Linked DNA regions of Homo sapiens: region 2 is linked to region 1. Evidence: chromatin loops called from intact Hi-C (ENCODE). Cell type or tissue: mammary epithelial cell. All regions are shown on one strand. Links, peaks and the distances in the headings refer to the core of each region. The heading gives the core; the rest is flanking DNA.

Region 1 (2,900 bases), core at 289-2,788:
ACCTCCAAGCCTCATTCCTGAGAGAAGCCTCTCTCACTGCCCCCGTGTGTCTCTGGCGGAGAGGACCCCTGGGAGGTGTCCCACAGCCCCTCTTGGGAGGGGGAGCAGGGAGAGCCGTCTTGGAGGGGTCAGTGAAGAGGACTGGAGGGAAGCAGACCCGTCTCCCACTAAGGACGCTCAGAATCTCAGCATGGCATTTTGGGGTGGCATCTGGGCTGGGAACCTTAAGATAGTTGCCATCCCCATCTGTGCTGCTGCAATCTTTACTTGTACACTGGTCTCCTAAAGGGTCGGGGATGAGGCATCCTACCCCTGCCTGCTGGACATCCCATCAGGGTCCGAGAGGCCTGGGGAAGGCGGGTGTTCAGAAGGCAGCACCCCTCATGGAGATTGGTGACCTCTAGCGACTTCTCTTGGAGCGACCCTGCACCTCTGCCAAGAAGGCCCCCTGTGAGCATTTTCACCTCATTCCTCCACTGGGCGCCCCCGTCCCCCATCTTGTCCCTAAGGAAACTGAGGCTCCTGCGGTAGCCCAGAGCTGGAGCCTGCTCTTTTGATCCCTTTCTAGCCAGGTAGATATTAGCCTCTTAGCTCCTCCCAGGTGGGCATTTGGGTCTTGGCCTTTCCTGAGCCAGGGCTATCTCTGCCAGGTGCAGACCCTCCAGCCATTTGGGTCCTGTAGGCTTTCCCCAGCAAGGCATCTTTCACAGGTTTTTCCAGTGCTCTAGTATGTCCTCTACCCCGCTCCTGCCCTCCCTTAATAAGGGCTCCAGAACTACCTCATTGTCTCAGGCTTAGCCTCTCCATAGCAGCTCATCGCCTGGGACTGGGGGGCCACCTCCCCAGACCCTCAAGACCTCACAGTGCTCTGAAGCACTGTGGGCAGCCCATGGGCTCTAGAGAGGGGAAAAGGTAAGCCCCACGAATGGAGGGAACTCAGTGCTCTGGAAAAGAAACCCAGGCTGCTATAGAGGAAGGTCTATGCTGAGGGTGCGGCTGAGGAGTCAAGGTCTTGGACTTTGCATGTGGGTCAGTGTGCCTGGGGGTTGATGTGGGAGTGTCTTTGCTTCTAGATGTGGGCCTACCTGTGCCTATGAATGTATGCTTATGTGTGTGTGTGTGTGTGGCATACTTGTGGACAAGTGTGTTTATGGCCTATGAAGAGATGACACATCTGTGTGGGGAGCTGGTTCTTATGTTGCTGAGTCTTGAGTTTGTCAGTCTGCATATGTTCAGTTGAACTGTTTATTGAAGACCTCAGTACTGTGCATTGGGTTAAAAATACAAACCAGACACTCCTTCTTCAGAAGTTCATAGTCTGGTGGGATATATGTGATTTTGTGTCTGAAAGCATGCCTGGATATGCATGGGGGGGTGTGTGTGTGTGGGGAGGCAGCTGGGGCACTGGAACTTTGAAAATGGGAGCAAGGTCTGGCCTAAGCTTGTCCACTGCTCAGATGGACATGGACTCATGTGGCTACAGCCAAGTTCCCACAAGATGTCCAGGGTAAGTGCCAGGAAGCTCTGGGGAACAGTCCTGCCACAGGGGCCCCTGGCCTGCCCTCCCTGCCGGGTCCCAGCCCTCATAGAGCCCTGTGGGCAGACGCAGCTGCTGCCAACAGTCACCCTGATGAGGCACCTGGAACAGAGGACCGCTCCCGCTCCGCTCCCTGGGTGAACAAGCCTCAGCGGGCAGGCAGGAAAGGGCTGTGAGTCACTGTCAACAGAGCCTCCTGGGCTGGGGAGGACCGTGCTAGGGTGTGACAGCACGGTCCCAGGTGGGGAGGTGGATGGAGAGGTGGGTGGGTAGCTGGGGGCCAGCCTGCAGCCCATCCTTGGCATGGAGCAGAGATTCAAGTCTTCCAACCCTGGGATTGGGGGGGCAGTGGTGAGCTGGCTGGCTGGGTGCCCTGGTCAGAGGCCTTGTCCTTTTCTCCCCGGACTGGCCTGGTGACCAGTGAGGCTGGGCCAGGCCTGTCTGCAGGGGGTGAGGGGTGGATCTGAGAGTGCCTGGGACTGAACAGCCAGTGGTTAATCATTTCCCTGCCTGGGCCTTGAGCCGCCCTCCTACTTCCAATCGCTGCCCTGGGTTCTCCAGACACCTCTCCCTAGACCTTTGGGGCTGGAAGAGACCTGAGTTACCCCCCACAGTGACCATGCAGAAGGGGAACTTAAGGCCTGCCCTGCTCAGGTGCAGGAGACTGGCCAAGGTCATGGGCATGATCCCCCAACCCTCCTCTGTCCTCCCTTCCCTAACCCCAGTCCCCAAGATTTGCAAATTATGCTCCTTGAGCCCCAGGGTTCCACAAAATGCATCTGGGGCAGCCTTCTCACCCTCTCCCAGCTTTAAGCAGGGCAGCTGAGCCTTAATCTGTTGTATAATGGGCTTCTGTCTATGATTCAATTTGGGAAAATGGCTTGTACTGCTAAATATGACTTTTAACAACCACTTCACTTAAATCCCTGCCATCAGTTGCTGCAGAATAGATGGAAGTTAGACTTCAGGAAGAAAGTTCCCAGGGTAGAGGTCAAAACAAGCTCTCTAGTGAGTAACGGCAGAATGTCCTTTAGAATTATTTAAGAGAAAAAGAGGATCCCCATCCCCAAAGGATGGAGTTGAAGTCTGGAGTGGGGAGGAGGATAGCAGCATTACATGGAGACACCGAGAGGGACATGTGTCCCCAGATGAAGGCCAGGAGGTGGGGGAAAGGGTTGTCTAGAGGGAAGGAGTGGTAGGCAGCTGCCTGGGGCTGTGGCCTCAGCTAGTAGGAGCAGCTGAGCCTCCGCAGCTGTTCGGGCCTGTAGGTTTCACCCTGGGCCTGGCTCTGGGGCTTGAAGGTCAATGTTGCATGGGCCACGGGGTTTCCCCAAACCTCTGCCCTCCCAGGCTCCCAGGCTTT
Region 2 (2,900 bases), core at 175-2,674, 66 kb before region 1:
GCAAAGCAGTGGCCTACTACAGGGTCTCTCTGGAGGGAGCAAGGAGGCTCAGTGGCCCCATTCAGCAATTCGAAGTCCCTTTAATTGTTTTGTGCTTCCAACCTGTTTTGTTCCCGTTCAGATTTCTCTCGCCTTCCAATAAAAACTTCCCTGTCCTGTGCCCCAGTCCCTCAGAGTCCACAAGAGGTTCAACTTGCTCATCTGATGTGTGAATTACATCACACAGTTGAATGAGAATTTGTTAATTACAACAGAACTTTTATAAATATGTCACTTACTGTATCCAATTGTACAATTGTCCATGGGTGGCTTAATCCCACCATGGCAAATAAGCGTCTGTTTATGCAACCCTAATCAGTGCTGAGAAAGATCAGAGCTCAACTAGAATGCTGTGATCAATTGGTGATGCCTGCCATGGGCTTTGGAAGAAAGGTGGGGAGAATGGCGGCATTATCTGGGGGGGTGGGCGTGGCTGGAGAGAAGAGGGTTGCCATCCTATATAACAGCAGCTTCTAAATAGCCTCTAAAATAGAATCTTTGGGCGGGGCGCGGTGGCTCACGCCTGTAACCCCAGCACTGTGGGAGGCCGAGGCAGGCGGATCACGAGGTCAGGAGACCAACCTGGCTAACACGGTGAAACCCCATCTCTACTAAAAATACAAAAAAAGTTAGCCGGGCGTAGTGGCAGGCACCTATAGTCCTAGCTACTCGGGAGGCTGAGACAGGAGAATGGCGTGAACCCGGGAGGCGGAGCTTGCAGTGAGCCGAGATCACGCCACTGCACTCCAGCCTGGGCAATAAAGCAAGACTCCATCTCAGAAAAAAAAGAAAAAAAAATAGAATCTTTGCTCTTCAATCAAACCGGAGGGTAACTGATGGTGGGGGTTCAGGCATAAGGAAAAGACGTATCCAGGCACTCAGAAATAGGGGAGTGGGCCGGGCGCGGTGGCTCACACATGTAATCCTAGCACTTTGGGAGGGCAAGGCGGGTGGATCACCTGAGGTCAGGAGTTTGAGACCAGCCTGGCCAACAAGGCGAAACCCCGTCTCTACTAAAACTACAAAAATTAACTGGGTGTGGTTGTGCACGACTGTAATCCCAGCTACTCGGAAGGCTGAGGAAGGAGAATCGATTGAACTCTGGAGGTGGAGGTTGCAGCGAGCGGAGATAGCACCACTGCACTCCAGCCTGTGTGACGGCAGTGAGACTCCATCTCAAAACAACAACAACAACAACAACAAAAACGAAATAGGGGAGTGTTAGTGAACAGATGGGGTTGAGAGGCAAGACATCCAGCAAACTAAATGCCTTTACAGGCTAGGCACTGTGCTCGACTCTGGGGATGCAGAAGAGAAAGACAAGATCCAGTCCTTGCCTCAAGGAGCCAGGTTCTGGTGACATCAGTCAGTGCTAACTGGTGCCCATAGAACTGGCCACCAGGCGCCAGGGGAGCACTGGGCAATACTTTCTCTGTCCAGCACTAGGGGTCATTCTCAGAGCTTGGCTGCAAAGGGCAGTGTAGGGTATAGTATGAGAGACATCAAGGGCAGAGGGCAGGTGGAGGGTGGAGGGGGAAGCAGGCTCTAGTTTCTGGCACTCTGCTTTTTTGGAACACCAGCCCTGTTGGTTTAAAGTATGTTGGTTCTTGACCAAACCCAGCTTCCGTTTCTCTTGCTAGGAGAGTCCCAGCCCCTTGAAGAGTCTGCTGCTGTTAGAGCCCTTGACACAGACCCTAGAACGCAGTTCTAGGTATGCAGCAGTGTAGGGGCTGGTGGTTGCAATGGGGTGATCATTTACTATCATTTGTAAGAGCCTGGGAGCTGTCTGAGTATCCTAAGAGCCCTCACAGCACAGAGGTCTGGGGTTCAAGACCAGGTTTTTTGTTGTTGTTGTTGGTTTTTTCTTTTTTGTTTGTTTTGTTTTGCTTTTTGAGACAGAGTCTTGCCCTGTTGCCCAGGCTGGAGTGCAATGGCACGATCTCGGCTCACTGCAACCTCCGCCTCCCAGGTTCAAGCAATTCTCCTGCCTCAGCCTCCCAAGTAGCTGGGATTCAGGCGCCCGCCACCAGGCCTGGCTAATTTTTTGTATTTTTAGTAGAGATGGGGTTTCAGTGTGTTGGCCAGGCTGGTCTCGAACTCCTGACCTTGTGATCCACCCGCCTTGGCCCCCGAAAGTGCTGGGATTACAGGCGTGAGCCACCGTGCCCGGCTAAGACCAGGTTTTAAAAAAGATCCGTGACCTCTTTGGGGAGTCTTTGCCTCTCTGATGGAGGAGGGGCCATCCTGCTTCCTGGGTTCACGGGTGTTCTCACTGCTCTGGTTTTCATGACTTTGAATTTCCAAGAAGGAGCAAAGGCCCTTACCCCGGGAAGGCTTGGCTAGACCTCAGAGTAGGGTCAAGACCTCTTTGGGGGCACAAACAGGCTCTGATAGTGCCAGCAGACATGCATGAGATGGAAAACCTTTGCTCAGTTGGGCCTGTGAGGCCAGGGAAGGGCTGTTGCCACCAACTCTCCCCATGCTTCGGCAGCCCCAGCGTGGCCTCACCCCCACCCGATACGTGAGTCATCCATGGGAACATGAGACAGGGCAAGTCTCAGCCAGGCAGCTGGGAGTCCGATGAGGTGGGGTGGGGAGACCGAGGGAGAAGGGATGGGCTTGCTGTGGTCAGGGTGAGCTGGGGTTGGGAGCTAAGGCTTTAGCAAGAGTGAGCCTGTTGCAAGGGTGAGAATGGAGACCAGTGAGGAGAGCCAGAGTGAGAGTCCATGAGCTGGAATCGCAGCAGGAAGGAGTAGGGGCAGATAGACAGGGCGTTACCGTGTGCAATCCTGAAGTCTGTTGGGGATGTATAGGTACTGTGGGCAGCTGTCACACCAGGGCCAGGACCCAAGGACCCTGGC

The links. Peaks named below come from ENCODE experiments on the same cell type or tissue, not always from the same donor. Only the 100,000 strongest peaks of a DNase experiment are listed, where the experiment ranks them.
Region 2: a loop joins it to region 1, with 2.2 times the contacts of the local background. A loop is called at or near these places in 3 of 110 quality-filtered maps.

The regions. Positions count from the first base shown.
Region 1 is chr1:201,396,037-201,398,936 of GRCh38, reverse strand. The region is part of intron 1 of LAD1 (ladinin 1); the gene reads left to right. Among named protein-coding and RNA genes, the nearest start is that of LAD1, 1.8 kb to the left of the region's middle. In mammary epithelial cell, for the core only: no CTCF peak of the experiment used is centred there; DNase peaks (open chromatin) are centred at 1,146 and 1,676; H3K4me3 peaks cover 1,972 bases; H3K27ac peaks cover 1,868 bases.
Region 2 is chr1:201,461,765-201,464,664 of GRCh38, reverse strand. It overlaps PHLDA3 (pleckstrin homology like domain family A member 3), which reads left to right. Exons shown (of 2, transcript NM_012396.5): 2 at 1-387. Among named protein-coding and RNA genes, the nearest start is that of PHLDA3, 6.0 kb to the left of the region's middle. RefSeq lists an enhancer at 2,504-2,900. In mammary epithelial cell, for the core only: a CTCF peak has its summit at 1,471; DNase peaks (open chromatin) are centred at 1,494 and 2,594; H3K27ac peaks cover 1,865 bases.